2 separate regions of the Homo sapiens genome follow, and region 2 is linked to region 1. A link is an interaction called in ENCODE POLR2A ChIA-PET data of the cell type or tissue named here. Cell type or tissue: GM12878. All regions are shown on one strand. Links, peaks and the distances in the headings refer to the core of each region. The heading gives the core; the rest is flanking DNA.

Region 1 (11,014 bases), core at 1,209-9,208:
TAATTGAAATACCAAGTGCTATATAAGCTAATAGTTTTATTAGCTTAAACCAGAAGTTCAGCCACCTGGAGGACTTGCTAAAACATAAATTGCTCAGCTCTGTAACCAGAGTTTAGTTTTTAGTAGCTCTGGGATGAGGCTTGAGAATTTACATGTTCCCAGGTGTTGCAGATGCTGCTGGTTCCAGGTCCACACTGTGAGAACTACTGGCGTAAGCAGACACTCTCAGCAACCTTGAAAGTGTTGCTCCACAAAGCAAATAGGCAGTACCACTAATTTTTTTTTAAGATGGAGTCTCACTATGTTGCCCAGGCTGGAGTGCAATGGCACGATCTTGGCTCACTGCAACTTCTGCCTTCCAGGTTAAAGCGATTCTCCTGCCTCAGCCTCCCCAGTACCTGGGATTACAGGCACACACCACCATGCCTGGCTAGTTTTTGTATTTTTAGTAGAGACAGGGTTTAACCATGTTGGCCAGGCTGATCTCAAACTCCTGACCTGAGGTGATCTGCTCGCCTTGGCCTCCCAAAGTGCTGGGATCACAAGTGTGAGCCACCAGGCCCGGCCTACACCACTAAATTTAAAATGTTTAAATACCTGCTGGTTTTCTCACTACAAAATAATATATATGTATACCAAAAAAAGGTTTTTAATAAAAAATAATAAACTTATTAAATGACCTATGTAAATTTAAAACCACCCAAAGATAGCCCTTAATAACCTTGCTTTGTATTTTTATAAAATGTTTCTTAGGTATGTTTGTGTATACATATATGCGTGCTATTCTCTCTAACATATGTACGTAATATTCTCTCTTTTCTCTATATATATAAATATCAAAATCACTGGAATCATCTTTTATTTTTTTGAGACAGAGTCTCATTCTGTTGACCAGGCTGGAGTGCAGTGGCGCAATCTTGGCTCACTGAAACCTCCCTCTTCTGGGTTCAAGCAATTCTTGTCCCTCAGCCTCCCAAGTACCTGAGATTACAGTCACATGCCACCATGCCTGGCTAATTTTTATACTTTTCAGTAGAGACGGGGTTTCATCATGTTGGACAGGCTGGTCTTGAGCTCCTGGCCTCAAGTGATCCACCCGCCTCAGCCTCCCAAAGTGCTGGGATTACAGGCAAGAGCCATCGCACTCAGCCTGGAATCATCTTATGTATACCATTTTATAACTTACCCTTTTCACTTAACATATACTTGTAAACATCTTTCTAAGTCAATATAGTTGTATGATACAATTTAGTACATCCTTTGAATGAACATTTAGGTTATTACACAATTCTTTCAAAGAAACTAATTCAGCATAAATATTCTTGTAAGTCCTGATTTGCATCCTTAATTATTTTCTAAAGACAAATTCCCAGAAGAAAAAAATGCCAAGTAAAAAGTTATATAGATTTTTAGGGCTCTGAATACATATTGCCTGATTAGGCTTCAAATGCTAGATCACTTTACATGCCCATCAGCACTCTATGGTTATTTTCTCACACCTTGACATAAAGGCTGAGTACATATTTGTTCATTGTTTTTCTGTGAGAGGTTTCTTTTGCCAATTTAATAGAGAGAAAATGCTCTCTTGTTTAATTTTGAATTTTTTTTTCAGTTGCCAGTGGGGTTACTAGTAGTATCACATTCAGTGATGTCATACTTCTTTTTATTGTAGCAGTGTGAATCTGAAGCTTAGAATTATGCTATCAGTTCTTGACAGAGCAGTTCTTTGGTTTGAGGCTTTACATGTTTGACATTTTTAAGGTCTAGCACATCATTTTTCTTTGATATGAACAAACAAATCTCAGAGTAGATCAGCTTTTGTTGTATTATGTAAACTTTGAGAAAGTAAATTGGCTGCAAAAACTATTTTGAATTCATCTGATGTGATATGCAGTCTCATTTCTCAGCCTATGAATAATTTGTTGTAATATAGTTGATCTAATTTTACTTAGGAAATCAACTATCCACTGTGACCAAAAGAGAAAACTGATGGAGCAATGTATCTTGTTATCTATTGATTAATATTTATTCAGTGACCATGTGATGTGAATACTAAAATGAACTTTCTTGGTGATACACTAAATTGAACTTTCTTGTTGATACACAGGGACTATTAGGTGAAAAATATGGGAATATCCGAATCCCTGGAGAAGTTGAAGCCTCAGAGTTTGAAATGATTTTGGATGCCGCCATAGAGGCAAAGCTGGAGACCAAGTTGCTGGAGGAGTGGTACTGTCGAGATGAGAACTCGGTGCCAGCAGCCTATTACCTCAGACCCAAGTCAGAAATGCTGAGAAGCAATAGAAATGCAGTAAGCTGCCTTTCCCTCAAGCCTATGGATCTGTCCATTACTACATTTGTTACCATTTATGTCATCCGGGGTGGTGCTGCACAGAAAAGGCAGAGTAGACAGAAAGTTACTCTGCCCTAGGCCCCAGGTTTTCCTTTTAACAACTAAATCCACACTGATCCTTAGGCAAACACAAATGAAACCACAATGCCATATCACTTTACACCTGTTAGGATGGCCATCAAAAAGTCAAAAGATAATAGGAGTTGGAGAGGATGCGAAGAAAAAGGAACCCTGTTACACTGTTGGTGGGACTGTACATTCGGGCAGCCTCTCTGGGAAACAGTATAGCAGTTCCTCAAAAAATTAAAAATAGAACTACCCACTTCTGGGTATATATCCAAAGGCAATAAAATCACTGTCTTGAAGAGATATCCACACTCCCAGGTTCATTGCAGAATTGTTCACAATAGCCAAGATATGGAAACAGTCTAAGTGTCTGTCAGCAAATGAAAAGATAAAGAAAATGTAGAAGGAAATTAAGGAACATTTATATACACACATACTGTGATATTATTCAGTCTTTTTAAAAGAAAGCAATCCTACCATTTACAGCAACATGGATGAACCTGGAGGACATTATGCTAAGTGAATTAAGCCAGGCCCAGAAAGACAAATACCATATGATCTCACTTACATATGGAATCTAAAAACGTTGAGTTCATGGTAACAGAGAGTAGAAGTGTATTTACAAAGGTCTGGGATTTAGAGGAAATAGAGAGATGTTGGTCAAAGGTCACAAACTTTCATGGTGTCTATAGTTAATTATAAACCTGAAATTGGCTGAGAGAGCAGATCTCAAGTGTTCTTACCACCCACCAAAACAAAGGAAATTATGTGAGGTAGTGGATTTGTTAGTTAGCTTGATTGTGGTCACCATTTCACAGTATATACATAGATCAAAACATCACATTGTGCACCTTTAAAATTTAATGAAAAAAACTAAATCCAAAGCTAAGAAACTATAAATTGTCACTCACCTTTCCATTTAGCATCTCTGACTTTCCTTCTAGGCTAATTTTCCTTCCTCCTGAAGTATACCTTTTATAAGTTCCATCAATGAAGGTTTACTAGTGATACTGATTTTTACTTATTAATATTGGTATTATTAAACAATAATTTAATGAAATAATTTATTATTAATTCTTAATATTAATTGGTTAAAGTTCCATTAATGAAGCTCCCTTTGCTTCTCTGAAAAATTATTGTTTTGCCCAGTTTTCTATAATGTGTCTATTTGTTCTGATTGGTATATGTCATGCTTACTGTATCTGTGAATTCATATAGTCTCTTAATTCTAGAAAATTCTCAGTCATCTTCTCATCAAACAATGCCTCTCTTCTGTTCCCTCTGTTCTTTCCTTGTGCTCCTTAATTACATTTGCCTTCAGCCATCTCAATCTGTCCTCTACAGCTTCTAATTCTCTTTCACATAATCAATGAAAATAGATCATTCCACATGATCAGTTAGGTTTACCCCAATATTCCCACCCAGAGAAACAATATTCATACAGATAATTACGTTGAATAATACATGTGAGGGTGAAGAAGAAAAAAAAAAAAAAAAAATCAAGAAAATTGATCACGTGAAACTGATCATAATCATATCATCATCATAATCATGATCAGTTTCACATGATCAATTCTCTTATCTCTGTGCTGCTTTCCAGAAGATAGCTTCAGATTATTTTTCCAGTTCACCAATTTTTTTCTTCAGCTGTGTTCATTCTGTCTATACATTGAGTTTTCAAGTTTGACAGTTATAGTTTTTATTTTGTGAAAGGTTCATGTGTGCATTTGTTTTCTGTGGGAGGAAGTCCTTTGTAAAATCTACCTAGCTATTATTTATAGTCTCTTTTTAAATTTTAACTTAATATTTTTTCTTTAACATCTTAAACAGTTCATTTATATTCATGCATCTTATAGAGAGTGATGGAATGAGACTGATTCATGCTTGAGCATCATGGAAACGTTATTATCTACTTTCCAACTTGGCTCCCAAGTTTATGATAGGTCCTTTAAAAGCAAATGAAAAAGGAAGAGGGGAAAGGTGGACCTGTTCATTGAGTAGAATATTTAGGGAGATTGCAAAGAAGGCATGGATATCCAACCCTCTGCCAAAGAGAATGTCCTTGATTCAGTCAGCACCCAGGCAGTTCCAAGAGCACAGCTGTGGGTTATCCGCAGTTCTCCACTTCGGGATCTGTGTATTTGTCATTCTGGTATCCAACATAACACATTTTCTCTGTGCAATGGGAAATCATATCAGAATCCTTGATTTTTCTTCTTCTCCCTCACATATATTATTCAAAGTAATTATCTATAACAATATTGCTTCTCTGGGTGAGAATATTGGGGTAAACCCAAACCATTTCCCAGTTAAAGATGCCAGGAGTAAATATAGATAGCAAAGAACCTGATACCCCAAGAAACCAGTTTCTACCATGATCTGGGGGATTTTCTCATATGTTACTATTTAATTTGCTTTAATTGTTTCTTCATTTATCTTTATGATCCACTAGGGAAATTGAGATTATTCCTAAAACCCCACATGATATTTCTGCATAAATTATTATTGAATAAATGAATGTGTGAATAAGATTATCAAGACTATATAAATGTTACTTTATTGGTAGGCAGTCCTCCCATTTTATCTCCCAGTGGACCATCAAAACAAATGAAGTTAAAACAAATAAAGACAACTAGATATAACATAAGAGCACCTCCCCTTTAACTTTCTCTCCGCTTTGGAGGACACCAGAGATTATTTTCTTATGGCATTTGTATCAAAACTCAAAAGGGAAAAGCATGGTATATAAGAAAGTCTGACAAACACACCGTATTTGGATCACACCCTTGTGTAACTTGGTCAAGTTCACATGCAACACAGAAATAATTTCTAACTTTCAGGGTTATTGAGATTAAATTAGACACTGTCTGTAAAGCACCTATCATAGTATTGGCACATAGTAGGCCTTCAAATAATAGAAATTTTCTTGTTCTTAAATATTATTTTTCTTTGATGATTGTAAGACTAATTTCTCCCTTTTACATTTCTATAGATGCAGCCTTCTACCAATGCTGAAAACGAGAAGACATGGCAAGAGATATCAGATGAGATCAAGAAGATATTTAAGGCTGCTGTAAAGCTGTTACACGAAAAGGGTAAAATGAAACACAGCCAGGCTAAGAGGTACCTGTTCTCAGGTAATTTTCCCATACCTTCAGTAAAATAAGAAATATATCATTAATAGGTACATCTACTGCTTCCCTTTAATGCCCTGCAAATTTAATCTCATTTACTGCCTGGTGAAATTTAATTTTTCTAAATGTTCCCATGTTCTGGAGAAGCAAATGTTCTTTTGTTTTAATTATAGAAAAGCCTTCCCTTAACTCTAAGGCTTCTCTAGAAAATGTGATTTTAAAAGAAGCCAGAGGTGGCCCCGGATATAATTGACCATATTCTGCCATGATTTCTCAGTTGAGCTGTTCATTCATCACTTACCCGCTTATCCAGCAAATATTAATGGATCTATTGAGTTCCTACGTGCCAAGCACTGGGGAGACAACACTGAGTAAAAACACAAGGTCTCAGGCCTCCTGCAACTTATTTTTTTAGAGGGAGGAAAAATATTCATAAAATATATATTCATAAATGATAGCCAAGTAATCAAATAAATGAACAAGATCGTATCAAAAGTGATTGATAAGTATTATGAGTAAAATAAAGCACAGTCATAGGATAATAGTGACTGATAAAGGATGTGGGGATCCAGATTTAGATGAGGTGGGCAAAAAGGAGAGGACTTTGGACCTGAATTACGGAAGAAAATCAGAACTGACAGTGCCATATGCATCTAAGGTAGAGAATTCCCAGCAGAGGGAGCAACAGATTTAAGATCTCTGAGACAGGAACGTGCTTAGCTAATTCCAGGAGCAGGAAAAATAAAAGATAGCTTTACTTTTTTTTTTTCTTTTTTTTTTTTAACTTTTACAGAGAGGGAGAGATGAGGATAGAAGTTGGGCACAGGCCATAATAGGAAGCTTGTGTTTTATTCTGGGCGAGATGGGAAGCCATCAGAGGGTGTGGCACAAGGGATTTGGTAGGATCTAATTTAGCATTAAAATAAAAACCTCTCCAGCTATTTGGTAGGCTCAAATTTAACATTAAAATAAAAACCCACCCAGTTATTCAGGTATACTTCAGTCTATACCATACCAAGCATTCTGCGTACAGAGGCTCACCTGTTGGCCTTTCTCAGCCATGGAAAGGAAGCTTTATCATTAGAAGTTGCTCAGGAAATTACAGAACTGAAGGAATATGTCAGTCATAGTTTCCAGGGAACAAACACAACTAGTAAAAGTAGTCAGATGTGTAGCATTTATTTTGAAAGTTGATAGTAAAAATTTATAAAGGGAAAAACTATAATAGCTGCGTTTTCAGATTGGTTTTGAAATGGTGCGGCAAAGCATTCGTGAAAACCTAAAAGGCACTTGGTAATCATTCTCACTGGATCCATGTGGGTGAAGCTCAGAGAAGTTACAAACCATTTTGACAAATTCCAGAAGGAAGCTGTTTTTAAAAATTAGGTCTTATTTAAAGTCTTCCTGAAAATACCACAATCGTCAGGAATAAGTACTGTATTTAAATATATAGATCAGGGTATATCCTTGTTCCTTTGGAACCTTTAGATCCACCTTTGAGGCTCAGGCTCTTCACCTTTATCAAAGACAGAACAACCCTGTTCCTTCAAGAGCTGTCTTAGAAAAAAGTACCTGGAGTGAAGCTTTCCTATTATTTATGTAAAAAACACCAGTCTGGGGAAGTCATCCTCTTATTTACAATCGCACAGCTCCAGTGTTTGGTTATTTCCCTGGCAAACACTTGTCCTAGCTTTCCCCACACAGTGAAGAACTGTGTCCACATAGATAGCCATGTGAAGATGAGAAATTTCATGTGAGCCACTACAAGTGGAGTGTTTTCTGCTTGGGGTTATATCTCCTGAAGATATACATGCTCATGACAATTTTACTTATTTTACGTTCAAACTCCTTTTAAGATCATGTCTGCACAATCAAAATTGCTGACGTGCCAACTCTTTCAAATGGATATAGTATATATTATATTTTTAGAAATCTTGAAATAAGAATACTGGATAGAACCTGTTAAAGGTGTATTGTTTATGTTTGAATGTAATTTTTCACACTTCTAGTTTCACCTTTTTAAACAACAGGAGAGGACGAGAAATAAATTAGACTCTAAAATGGTGCCCTTCTGAGAACATCAAAACTCAGTGGCCTTGGGAATCGTAAAGAAATTAATTTCTCATGGATAATAGTTACCAGGACTGGAAACCTATTTCCACCATTACCTTCAGTGGATGCTCTCACTGGTTAAATTTCAGGACATTAAGGAACATGCAAAAACAGAAAATAAATATAATATTCTAATAATGCCCTAAAATTCTAAAATTTATAATATTTATAGATAGGCATCAGAAACTGTGAATAAAATTCCCATAAAATCATAAGCATGCACTTCGCCTCTAAAAATAACTCTGTAGAGTTGCCTTTGTATCATAGCTCTCATTTATTTAGGTATATTTAAGTCTATACCATACCAGGCATTCTGTGTACAGCATTTATCCCCCCTGAGCCAAGCTTAGATGGGCTCTGCCAAATTAGTTTATCTGTATTTCTTTTTTTGCTCCATTTGTGATCAACACTTCTGCTTGATACATCCTTTTCATAAATGTGATAACAATGTCAAGTTATAGTTGAATTGCTTTCTGGGAGTCAAAGGTGGCAGAGCATATCTCTGATTATAATGCATTATATATAGATACTACAGTTTGACCGCTTCCTTTCTCTTCATGATGCTCTCAGAATGTAGCAAGCTGTTAATCCAACCTGCTAGCATTTTACACAGATGACTAGAAAAGAGATGGGTCCAAGGCTGCTTTCTGTAGTAGCTCATGATGTCCAGATTTCTGGCATCTTCCCTTATCTACATTATAACAAGTTCTTACTCTTCCTTAAAAAGAATAGTAGACATATGTTTATAAGCTCCTTTAACTGGCTTCCTTAACCAGCTTGCTCAATTAAAACCATTTGTAAAATGTACTGATGCTCATGACACAGCTTACTAGGCACTGGTAGCTATGAAAATATCTTTTTCATTTAGGTTGAAAATTTCCATTGAAAGGCTCTCATTACTGAAAAAATATTATCACAAGAGTTCCACCGAAAGGAACCATTTTTAAATAAAATTCTCACCCTTCTTAATAGTTACATTACAGAATATATGTATATATATTCTAGATTTTGCTTGACATTGGAGTTATGACCAGCATGTAATTTTTTTCAATTTATGGCCAGACCAGCCCTGTGTATTCAGAGCCTCCCTGACAGAAATTCACAATCTGAGATCAAAGCACCTGCAGATTCTGTGGCTGATGAGGGCCAACTTCCCGCTCACAGATGGCTGTCTTCTTGCTGTGTCCTCACAGGGCAGGAGGGCAAGGGAACTCTCTGAGATCTCTTTTATATGAACACGACTTTCATTCATAAAGGCTCTGCCCTCATGAACTAATTACCCAAACGCCCCACCTCCTAACACTATCACACTGAAACCTAATCAGGTTTCAACATATAAATTTCTGGGAGACACAAACATTCAGTTTATAGGGCTCCATAATGGATTATTTTTCTCAATGTTCTGTTTTCTCTCACCATTGTATCCTAAGCGGCTGTCATCGTGCCTGGAATATAAAAGGTGTTCAATGAAGAGCAATTACATGAAGGAAAGGGATGGTGAAGGAGGAAGAAAGGAAGAGCAGCCAATTTTAAGAATACTTGCTTTGTCATTCATTTCCATTAGCTTATTTTACATATTTTTAATTTTTCCCTGCACAATGATGTTTTCATTACTACTGACCCAGTTTAAAATTTTCTTATGGGGACACAAATTATTTATAATATATATGTACTTGTGTGCAAGCATATGTATTGTAAGCCATAATACGGTATATGTTAGAAGAAATGAAGTTATATACTAAGTCACTTTTTCTGTACTTGTTCTGATGGATATTATAACAGTGACATAGATCACCCAGATTGATCAGTCATCAGAATATAATTATATTTTGCCTTAAAATGTGCTTTTGGGCTGGGCGTGGTGGCTCACACCTGTAATCCCAGCACTTTGGGAGGCTGAGGCAGGTGGATCACAAGGTCAGGAGAAAGAGACCATCCTGGCTAACACGGTGAAACCCCATCTCTACTAAAAATACAAAAAATTAGCCGGGCATGGTGGCGGGTGCCTGTAGTCCCAGCTACTTGGGAGGCTGAGGCAGGAGAATGGTGTGAACCCAGGAGGCGGAGCTTGCAGTGAGCCGAGATTGCGCCACTGCACTCCAGCCTGGGCGACAGAGCGAGACTCCGTCTAAACAAAAAAAAAAAAAGAAAAAAAAATTTGCTTTTATATTGATATTTGATCATATCTGACTAGGACTCAATATACCTCAAACAAAATGGTGAGGTCACTTTGTTAAGGAAAGACTGACAAGAAACGGTTAACTAGTTACATCCTTCAGCCTCCTCCTCTTTCTTTCCTGGCCCAGATGGGTCCCTGCTGTTCCCTCTTAGAACCTCTGAAGTCTGAGAGGAAAACTGAGCAGCAATTAGAAATAGTAGATATTAGAAATATCCACTATAACTTTGATATGCTTTCTTTATTATGCTTATGTCCAACCTCTTCCTAAACTTGGGGAGAAAATTAGATAATTTTATGTAAAACCTGTTCTCCCGGGTTGCTGGCTGATTAGGAAAAGACAAATAGGAAATCAAGAAATTATTCTAAAGATTACTTCGCTACAAACCATAAGCAAAATAATTTACCACTAATGACTAAGTGTTGACTATTGAGAATGTGGGTGTGTTGCTCCTTTGTTCTAAGCAATAAACTCCTTCTTATATTTTCTTTCAGCTATAGAGGATGAGTTTGACTTTGCTCTGGGAAAACAAACTCCAGCATTTCTAAAGAAGTGTGTTTGCTACATTAGGAAAATTGCTAACATTGAGCGCTTTGTGAAAATCCCAGAGATGGGAAAATACATGGATATAACTGGAACAGAACCGAGGATTATTCGGGACCCAGAAGCCCAAGAGAAGCTGATAAAACTCAGGGATGAATTTATTCCTACTATTGTTGCATCATCTAATCTGAGAGTGTACACATCTGTTACTCATTGTGACATGAAACTAGGCTACTCCCAAGAAATAGAAAATCATTACATCGAAGGACTTGGTAAACAATTTTATGAGGACATGATTGATATAATTCAGGCAACGATACAACAGAATTTTGACACTGAAACTGATACACTCTATGATGAAATCCTTCAACATTCATCATTATGTAAAACATACGCCTCCTTCTATGAGTACAAATGTGAATCTCTAAACATAGTGCATAACTACATTCTTCCAAGCAAAGCTGGACACATCAACCCTCTTATTATATATGGTGGGCCATGCACTGGGAAGACCCTTCTGCTAGCTGAAGTAGCAAAGAAGGTAAAAGCCTATTCTTTCCCGTGTATATTTGTAAAAACTTGTACTTTTGGAAAATGGTAAATTAATCAAATTCATTTCTACTTTCTGA
Region 2 (11,014 bases), core at 1,373-9,372, 130 kb after region 1:
GCATTTGATGCTGTTGGACTGGTAGCTGTTCTCTTTATCTGAGGCACTGTAGAGCCCTGTACCTCAAACCTTTTCTACTGCTGCTTGTCTGTTTCTTTCACCCAGAACCCTTCACCCCACAGATGTAGATGTTCAAATCATATGGTTCTGCCTTCTTCCCTCTTCACATCTCACTCCCTAGGGTGACTCTTAACACTCCATGGAAATCCTTGTTCCCCCTGAGTCTCCTCCTTAAACATCAAGCAATCCAGAATATTTACTGCTCCCATCAGGCTGTTATTCTATAGGATGCACCACCTGGCATCCCACCCTATTCTTTCCACGTTTCATTAAATTTTCTAACAGTCTTTCACTACAGTTTTTGTTACCTAAAATCTGCAGTTTCCTGTGCATAGCATAGGGCTTGTCACACAGTAGGAATTCAGAATTCTTTGTTGACTAAATGATACTCCATTCTTTCTGCCTCATCTCTGTCACATTCCCCTTGCCTAAAACGCCCTCCCGACACACCTGGTCACTATTAGTTTTTCTTTTTTATTTTCTTTTTCTTTTTTTTGTTTTGTTTTGTTTTTTTGTTTTTTTGAGACAGAGTTTCGCTCTTGTTGCCCAGGCAGGAGTGCAGTGGCACCATCTCGGCTCACTGCAACCTCTGTCCCCGGGGTTCAAGCGATTCTCCTGCCTCCGCCTCCTGTGTAGCTGGGATTACAGGCACCTGCCACCACACCAGGTTAATTTTTTGTATTTTTAGTAGAGACGGGGTTTCACCATGTTGGCCAGGCTGGTCTCGAACTCCTGACCTCAGGTGATCCACCTGTCTCAGCCCCGCTGAGTGCTGGGATTACAAGCATGACCACGCCCAGCCCCTTTATTAGTTTTTCATCCGATATGATTCCTCTCTGTTTCAGTGCCTGGCTCAGGTACTGTCAGCTTCTGGAAGCCTCCCAGTTACACTCTCTTCCCTACCTGAACCACCTCAGGATTTTGTTGGTGTCCCCTTGATGGCATTGTTTGTACTCTGAATGATATTGTAGTTCATTGTAAGCTCTTCTCACCTCTTTGCTTTTCCCTGCTAGAGGGTTATCTCCCTGCAGGCATGGACTTGTGTTTCTCATGGCTTCCTTATCAAGTAATATTTAAATGAATTGTGAATACTATGATAAAAAATAAGAATAATAGAATAATCATGGGACAATGTTTGAGCAGTGTATCAGAGCTTAAGGAGTTACTGAACAATTTAAAGAAATAACCAAGTGAGAAGATTTCGCTGACGAGAATATAAAATTAAATCACTGAAAGGGTGTAAAACCATTCCAATATCATAAGACAGAGCTCATTATCTCGATATACAGTCTACTTGGGAGTGGAATAAGAGCCTTTCTTGAAAATGATGTGTCCATGTGTAGTAAATTATTCTAATAATCATGGAGAAGTGAATACAAATCTGAACACTTGTTTTACTTTCTTAAGTTCTATACATCATAAACAAAGATATTTTCTAAATCATGTATTTTATTGAAATACCACACATTTATTCATTCAATTTTGCTTGTTTTTGTTGTTGTTTTGTTTTTTTGTGGGATTTTTCGCTTAGTCAAAACTTTGTCCATCAGAGAAGAGGCACATTGTCATGTAATGTTTATCAATAGTAATAACAACTAGAATGTCTTAGTCCATTCAGACTGCTATAAGAAAATACCAGAAAGTGGGTGGTTTATAAACAACAGAAATTTCTCAGAGTTGTGGAGGCTGGAAAGTTCAAGATCAAGGTGCCAGCAGATTTGGCGTCTGGTGAGGACCTGCTTCATAGATAACCATCGTTCGCTATAACTTCATAAGGCAGATGGGGCGAGGCAGCTCTCTGGGATCTCTTTAATAATGGCACTGATTTTATCCCCAGAGGGTCCTGCCTCCTAATACCATCACACTGGGGATTGGTTTCAACATATGAATTTGCAGGGGGCACAGACATTCAGTCCATAGTAGATGGCTTTTGGTTATTGGACAACTCCAACATTTCCAGTGTGTGATCAACAGTTTATATGATGTTCCATTTAAATCTCACTATAATATTATTTTACAGACTGAAATTGTGGTTAACTGTGAGTTGATTGCTGAGTGTCAGGAGCTGGGCTGCAAACCCCAGCCTGATAAATGTGAAACCCCTTGCCTTCCTGGGCAAACTGTTCCAAGCCAGGAACTCCTTCCCCACATTACTGCCCAGTGCCCTTTAGGAAATGCTTCCTGCAGTCACACTCACGATAATACCTGACTGTGAAAAGAAGGCAACCCACAGATCTCAATGTTCAACTTTTTTGTTGTTGCAGGAAGAGAAGTTAAACTTCTAGAGAAACCTAACAGACAATATCCACAACAGGTAAGCTATTTTATCTTTCCATGCTTTGGTGAGAAAATCTATTCTCTTCACTTTCTGTTAAATTTTCTATCATTTGGTCTTCTGCTACAGTTTTTATTACCTAAAACCTTAAAGCCAGTAGACACAGAAGTCCCCAAAGTCTCCTTCTTTCTGACTCACTCAGGTTTGAGTAGAATTGCTGTTTCCTTTTTACGTTTGTTTTTTGGACATACAATTCTAAAACGAGTGTGATAATGCATGGTTCAACCAAGTCTCCACACTGAAAAGATTTCCAGTTAATCTATCCCCCCGTCCCCAGGCAATTTCAAGCTTCTCCCGTAATGTCCATGCCTCAGAACAGTGGCTCTCAGCGTGTGGTCCCGGGACCTACGGCATCAGCCTCACCTGGGTACTTGTTAGAAATTCAGTTTCTCCCTGGAAGAAAACCTAGGCATTACCATTCAGGACATAGGTATGGGCAAGGACTTCATGTCTAAAACACCAAAAGCAATGGCAACAAAAGATGAAATTGACAAATGGGATCTAATTAAACTAAAGAGCTTCTGCACAGCAAAAGAAACTACCATCAGAGTGAACAGGCAACCTACAAAATGGGAGAAAATTTTCGCAACCTACTCATCTGACAAAGGGCTAATATCCAGAATCTACAATGAACTCAACCAAATTTACAAGAAAAAAACAAACAACCCCATCAAAAAGTGGGCGAAGGACATGAACAGACACTTCTCAAAAGAAGACATTTATGCAGCCAAAAAACACATGAAAAAATGCTCACCATCACTGGCCATCAGAGAAATGCAAATCAAAATCACAATGAGATACCATCTCACACCAGTTAGAATGGCAATCATTAAAAAGTCAGGAAACAACAGGTGCTGGAGAGGATGTGGAGAAATAGGAACACTTTTACACTGTTGGTGGGACTGTAAACTAGTTCAACCATTGTGGAAGTCAGTGTGGCGATTCCTCAGGGATCTAGAACTAGAAATACCATTTGACCCAGCCATCCCATTACTGGGTATATACCCAAAGGACTATAAATCATGCTGCTATAAAGACACATGCACACGTATGTTTATTGCGGCACTATTCACAATAGCAAAGACTTGGAACCAACCCAAATGTCCAACAATGATAGACTGGATTAAGAAAATGTGGCACATATACACCATGGAATACTATGCAGCCATAAAAAAGATGAGTTCATGCCCTTTGTAGGGACATGGATGAAATTGGAAATCATCATTCTCAGTAAACTATCGCAAGAACAAAAAACCAAACACCGCATATTCTCACTCATAGATGGGAATTGAACAATGAGAACACATGGACACAGGAAGGGGAACATCACACTCTGGGGACTGTTGTGGGGTGGGGGGAGGGGGAAGGGATAGCATTAGGAGATATACCTAATGCTAAATGACAAGTTAATGGGTGCAGCACACCAGCATGGCACATGTATACATATGTAACTAACCTGCACATTGTGCACATGTACCCTAAAACTTAAAGTATAATAATAATAAGATAAAATAAAATAAATTCAGTTTCTCAGGCCCCATCCCAGACCCACTAAATCAGAGGGTCCAGGATAACGACTAGTCCTCGAGATGATTCCAGTATACTCTCCTGTTTAGGACCCAGGTACTGTGAATACAGACCTTCCTTCTCTTTATTTCTCTCTGAGTCTCCTTCCCAAGCCCTTTACCATTTCCATCTTTGTCCGAACTTGCATTATAATCTTCTATATATTTTTACTCCAGTGGAACCAGCCTGGTCCCCTCACTCTGTGTCTCCTGAAAGTGGTGCATGCATTATTCTTGTTCCCCTTTGCAAATTCTAGATGGTCAAGCTGCCTCCTATCTGCAAACCTTATCTTCCTTTAAGGTTCATGCCATTGGCCTATTCTGTCCTTTTCCCTACTTGTTGCCTTTATCTGGGGACTTCCCAGTGGCTCTAGATCATTCAATACCATAGGCCCAAAGCCTTTCTGACTTTCTGCACTCTAGTCATCCTCACTTCCACTACATTTCACTTTCCATGGCCACATCCTGGACCATGTCCTTCATTGTAGACACTAATATGCCAATGCCACCATCTCTTATGGCTCCAAATTCTCATGCTCAAGGATGCCAGGTCACTGGTCTTGCTTTTGTTCCCCCTAACCTCATTAGGATCCTCACCCTGCAGGACTCTTTCTTCTTCCTTAGCCAACCTCTTGGCCACACAGCCCTAACCTTTTAGTGCAGGCTCCAGGTCCATTGCTTCAGCCATGCTTGCCAGCACTCTCAAGACCCAAGCCCTGTTGCCTTATACCTCAACCTGGGACCAGGGTAGTAACCCACATTCTATAGGCCTTTACCTGGATTGCCGGGCACTGCTGGGAGAGGGAAAGAATGCCAGAACTACATGCATTGGCATCACTCAGATTTTTGGTGGCCAGCTGAGGCCAACCCTCAGCACTGCTCAGCTGCCTTTCAGTCGTTGCTCTTCCCCTCCACCACACACCATTCCAAACCTTGTCACTTTGAGCTTTCACATCTAGCCCTTTCAGCAGACACCTTGCCCCTACATCAAGAAACTCACAGCTTACAGTCTTCCAGCTTCCCTCCCTGCATCTAGAACTGTCTCCACTTAAAATCACCCTTGCCTCTTTCCCTCTAGGCTCCAAAGGAAAAGTGTATATCTGTACATCTTTCTAAGGTGTATTTCTTCATTAGTGATCTTGACTTGATCCTAGATTTTCCCCCATTGTTTCTACTATTCTCAGTTTCTTTCAACTATCTTTTTCCTCCTTGGCTTATAAAAGGTATTTATCTTTCACCTGCTACGAAACCATCCTATAATCCTATATCTTTGTTCACTGTGACTGTTCCCTTCATCTTTTCCATCTCAGCCAAGCTCCCTAAGAGTTCTCTCTCCTCCTTTTCATATGCCCCATGCATTCCTTAACCTGCTGCAGCCCAGCATGCACCTCCACTGCTCTACAACCTTCCTGCATTTCCCACCAACAACCTCCTTGATATGAAATTCAGGTGCACTGTTCCATCCTTTCCTTATCTCTGAGGCACCTGACACTCTTTGATGGAAGACTGTCTCCTCTCCTGCTTCTTGATAATAAAGCCCAATTCCCTCCTTCCTCTCTGAGCATTCTTCCCAATCCTCCTTATATGCTCATCCTCCTCTGCCTAAGAGCAAACAAGCAGAGTTAAGACTTGCAGGCAACTCGCAAGCCCCACCCTCATGAGTTGAATAGTTGAGAAGGCAGGAAAGACGTCAAAAAATGAATTAAATAAAACTGTAAGTTGTGCTAAGAATGTAAAGTGAAAGGTGATATGAGGTGGAATAACAGGGTTTAAAACTGGCTGGTTTAGATTGGGTGGGGTGAGAAGGCAAAGGAAATAGTCTATGACAAGGTCCTTGAGATCAGGAGCAAAACATAAATTTTAAAGACTTGAAAGAAGGCCAATGTGGCCAGGGAAAGAAAGGGGGGACAATACACCAGAAAGCTGTGTATGAGATAGAAAAGACTTCATCTATTATTGTATAAGTTTCTTATTAATTTTAAGTGAGTTACTGCAGTCGACAATCATAATTCACTGTAGTTATGTTCTATAAAGTCACTTCAAACAAGGAGTTAGTGAATACTGCACAATTGCTCTCAGGGGAAATATGGGGTTAGGTTCCTAGAAGCCTCTGGTCACAATATTTTCATCAACTGATCAATATATAACTTGTTTTATGTGTGTTTCAGTTGTTAAAGCACTTTATTTGCATATGTATTGTTAATTCATTAACATTGAGCTCAGGGCTAACAGCACTATGACTCATTTCTGAACAAAGCTTATCTAACACACACATTTTCTCTGTAAGGCACATCACAGCATTCTTGCACCTAGGACCACTAGACAACACGTCAGCACTATGCCTGGGGCTATTTTTAACAGTGACATCACCAACAAAAAGCACAAAATGCAAACAATGGGTCCATGAGAAGAAACCCATTTACAGTATGGCACAGTGCCATCTTGTTTGAGCTCAGCTAGAAACATAAGCATCTAATGACTCAAAATATTTTGCCCACTCTGCACATGTCCAGGAATGGCCACACAAGCACCATGAGTATTGATTTGGGGGTTACAAATTAACGTTAGTAAGTCAGTGAATTCACAAATACAGAATCCACAAATAATGAGAACCAAGTGTATATGTAAAGCATATCGATGAACACCAGGTACATAAGAAGGAATATGTACATTTGATATTTTAATCATCTTCATTATTGCATGCTACTAAATATCCTGACAGCATGAGATACCTCTGAAAAGTTTTAGGCAGGGGAAGTGATAATGATCCAGATTCATGGCCTAAAAAGATCGTGACTCCTTTGTGGCAAATATGTTAGCCAGAGACACTAGCAGGTATAGGTGATAGTAAGGCGATGTTGCAGTCAGTAATCCAGGTACAAAAGAGATGATGCTGTTTGAGGACAGGGCAGTGGGAGTGCACATAGTTCTCCTGGAATGTGCTCTGGAAATCTACCAGAACCACTGTCTGCCCACCTTTGCCCACAAGCCTTTTCTAATCTTCCTACGGTTACTCCGGAGCTCCTTGTCCTATATAGCATATTATATGACATATTTGAATCTAGTACTTATGACACTATATTAGTCATGTATCTATATACTTGTCTCCTTTCCTGGACAGTAAACTCTTTCTACATCCCTGGAATCAAGTTCGGTACTTGGCACATAATAGGTGCTCAGGAAATATCTGTTGCCTGAATGGTTGGTGAGTCATTTAACAAACAGCAGAGATCTTCTACCTCTTAGTGTCTTAGCAATTAGCAGAGTGTCTTACCCCTAGTAGGGGGGTGTTTAAGGCCTCTAAACCGTGCTCAGTCTTTCCAAGTGCAAAACCTATTTTTACTGTACTTTAAAGGAATATTGGGTTCCAACTCTGCACACGTAGGTTCATCTACAATTAGGGGACAAATTGTAGGTTTTTTCTTGTCTTCCGACCAGTTCTTGCTTCCAGTCTTGAGTCCGGAAAAACATTTATAAAATAAAATAGTTGGGTGGGATAACTTCTAAGATTCTTTCAAATCAGAGCCCTATATCACTCTGCTAAGGCTACCATAACAAAATACTCTAGACTGGGTGGCTTAAACAAAAGAAATTTATTTTCTCAGAGTCCTGGAGGCCGGGAGGTCCAAGATCAAGAAGTCGGCAAATTCGATTCCCGGGAGAGCTCTTTCCAGCTTGCAGATGCCGCCTTCTCACTGTGTCCTCACGTGCCCTCTCCTCAGTGTGCTCTGGACCCACCAGCACCATTCGCTTTCGCTCACAAGCCTTTTCTAATCTTCCCGAGGTTGCTCAGGAGGGAGTGCTCTCTCTCCTCTTAAGGCCACCAATCCTCTTATGTTAGGACCCCACCCTGATGACCTCATTTAACCTTAATTACCTCCAGAAAGCCCTATCTCTAATTACACTCACAATGAGTTAGGGTTTCAACATGTGAATTTGGGGGAAGACACAATTCAGTCCACAGCGGGTACTGTAAGACTCTGGGAATTACCCTGAACTAGTTTATTCCAAGCAGGTGGCCCTGAGCTGTGCTTCCTTTAAAATCTATTTGTAGCCTTACCAGACTATATTATATAAACTCCTCTCCACATGGCCACCTCTAAAACTTCCTCAGCATTTTTAGAACTTAATTTTGTCCAAATGCTTCAAGTTTCTTCCAGATGTCTGCCATCTCCCAGATACAGCTACTTAGCAAAATCAGAGACATTCCCTGTCATGGAGACACGGCCCAGTTCCCATGTGGTTCCAGGGAAGATTTGGTCAAAACATTGCCCATTTCTACACAGTGTCTAAATGGAACTAGCACCCAATGGTTAAAGAATATTCTCAGCCAGGGACAGTGGCTCACCTCTGTAATCCCAGCGTTTTGGGAGGCTGGGACGGGTGGATCACCGGAGATCAGGAGGTCGAGACCCGCCTGGCCAACATAGTGAAACCCTGTCTCTACTAAAAATACAAAAAATTAGCTGGGCGTGGTGGCAGGCACCTGTAATCCCAGCTATTCAGGAGGCTGAGGCAGGAGAATCACTTGGACCCGGGAGTCGGAGGTTGCAGTGAGCCAAGATGGCACCACTGCACTCCAGCCTGGGTGACAAGAGTGAGACTCTGTCTCAAAAAAAAAAAAAAAAGAAAGAAAAAAAACCGAATATTCTCGCAGACAATTGCCATGAACATGCAAACGGCCAACATTTCCTAAGCACCTACTATTTGCAAGACACATATTGCCAGCCCTGTCACATGCTTAAGTCATGTGATCCTCATAGGACCCTGACCAGTACTTCTGGTAATGCAGCCATAAAAATGAAAGTTACCATGCACTGATGCCAGGGGTGTCTGACTTTTTTATTTATTTATTTTTTTTGAGATGGAGTCTCACTCTTACTGCCCAGGCTGCAGTGCAGTGGCGCGATCTTGGCTCACTGTAACCTCCGCCTCTTGGATTCAAGTGATTCTCCTGCCTCAGCCTCCCAAGTAGCTGAGATTACAGGTGTCTGCCACCATGACCAGCTATTTTTTGTATTTTTAGTAGAGATGGGGTTTCACCAAGTTGGCCAGGCTGGTCTCGAACTCCTGACCTCAGGTGATCCACCTGCCTCGGCCTCCCAAAGTGCTGGGATTAAAGGTGCGAGCCACTGTGCCCAGCCCGGTGTCTGACATTTTTCAGCAGATCCTTTAGTAATGATTGATGCTGAGCTTGTTAGAAACACAGGCTGTCAGGCCCCACTCAGAGCCAGGTGGATTCCTCATGACCCAGTGCCCTGTGCTCCTATCTGTCTACAAGATTCCACCCCGTACACACACACACGTACACACACACACACAGACACACACACTAGTCTTTATTCATTAACAAACTACATCTTGTCTGCTCCAAACAGGAGCCTACTTCCAGGAATTTACAGTCCAGAGAATAGGGACATAGCTTCTCAAACTTTTCCCTTAAACTGTCCCCACGAGGGTACAGGAGGATCTGGGAGGCTGGGGAGTGTGGAGAGGATGACCACAAGCTACTGGCAGAACTTGACATCTCTGTGTGCCTTCCGTTTCATTCTAGTCATTCACACAAATGTTGCCTTTTCACCCATGATATTCTGAGTTAATTTTATATAACAAATAATGGGCTTCTCCCCCCAAAACCTTCGCATGGGGCCATATTTATTTTGTGGCTTACCTTTCCCTCCCAGCTCATGGCCATGTATCCTCATGTAGAAGGGGGGGCTCTGAGATTGGCTCACAACACGGGCAGCCTCTGGATCTGGGAGAAGTGCAAGGTCAGCCATGGAGGAGGAGCAGCACCGGGTCTAATCTGGGGGAAGGAACAGGACCCCCTTGACTCCACAGACACCTTCCTCCCCCAGGCTCTTCCACAGAGTTATTGTCCAAATGTACAGTGGGCAGAGACCAACCCAGATGGAGTTCTGATGTGCAGTGATTGTGTGAAGAGGCCTCTGTAGAATTTCAGGAGCCTTTTGACCCCACCATTGCTTGGCCAGACCAGAATAAACCCAATGTCTAGCCAGTGCTAGAGGAAGCCCTGGTCTCATCAGGCTTAAAGGTGACAGTAACTGTGATGGTTAATATTGAGTGTCAACTTGATGGGATTGAAGGATGCAAAGTGTTGGTCCTGGGTGTGTCTGTGAGGGTGCTGCCAAAGGAGATTAACATTTGAGTCAGTGGGCTGGGGAAGGCAGACCCACCCTTAATCTGGGTAGGCACCATTTAATCAGCTCCCAGCGAATATAAAGCAGGCAGAAAAACGTCAAAAGGTGAGACTAGCCTAGCCTCCCAGCCTACATCCTTCTCCCGTGCTGGACACTTCCTGCCTCAAACATCGGACTCCACGTTCTTCAGTTTTGGGACTCGGACTGGCTCTCCTTGCTCCTCAGCTTGCAGATGAGCTATTGTGGGACCTTGTGATTGTGTGAGTTAACACTTAATATTACCTCCCCTTTACATATATGTCTATCCTGTTAGTTCTGTCCCTCTGGAGAACCCTGACTAATACAGTAACCATCTAAAATACCACATCACCTACTTCATAACCTTGCCGCATAGCACAACACCTACACTACTTGGGCCATAATTTTTGTTTCTTTTTTTGTTCTTTTTTTTTTATTTTATTTTTTTTTGCTTTTTGAGACACAGTCTTACTCCATCACCCAGGCTGGAGTGCAGTGGCCTGATCTTGGCTCACTGCCACCTCCACCTCCCGGGTTCAAGTAATTCTCCCACCTCAGCTTCCTGAGTAGCTGCGATTACAGGCGCACATCACCACACCTGGCTAATTTTTGCATTTTCAGAAGAGATAAGGTTTCACCATGTTGGCCAGGCTGGTCTCGAACTCCCGACCTCAAGTGACCCACCCATATCGGCCTCCCAAAGTGCTGGGCTTATAGGCACCCAAAATTCTTGTTTCTGAGGCTTTTTATTTTATTTTTTGAGACAGAGCCTTGCTCCATTGGCCAGGCTGGAGTGCAATGGCACAATCTTGGCTCACTGCAACCTCTGCCTCCTGGGTTCAAGTGATTCTCCTGCCTCAGCCTCCCAAGTAGTT

What was found. Peaks named below come from ENCODE experiments on the same cell type or tissue, not always from the same donor. Only the 100,000 strongest peaks of a DNase experiment are listed, where the experiment ranks them.
Region 2: POLR2A ChIA-PET joins it to region 1 with 12 read pairs; 2 of 35 experiments call an interaction of 5 or more read pairs at or near these places.

Annotation. Positions count from the first base shown.
Region 1 is chr4:37,428,465-37,439,478 of GRCh38, forward strand. It overlaps NWD2 (NACHT and WD repeat domain containing 2), which reads left to right. Exons shown (of 7, transcript NM_001144990.2): 4 at 2,108-2,311; 5 at 5,412-5,556; 6 at 10,337-10,926. Among named protein-coding and RNA genes, the nearest start is that of PGCKA1, 20 kb to the right of the region's middle. RefSeq lists an enhancer at 2,923-3,217. In GM12878, for the core only: no CTCF peak of the experiment used is centred there; no DNase peak of the experiment used is centred there.
Region 2 is chr4:37,555,703-37,566,716 of GRCh38, forward strand. It overlaps PGCKA1 (PDCD10 and GCKIII kinases associated 1), which reads left to right. Exons shown (of 4, transcript NM_001104629.2): 2 at 2,325-2,374. Among named protein-coding and RNA genes, the nearest start is that of PGCKA1, 110 kb to the left of the region's middle. RefSeq lists an enhancer at 4,947-5,448. In GM12878, for the core only: no CTCF peak of the experiment used is centred there; a DNase peak (open chromatin) is centred at 6,209.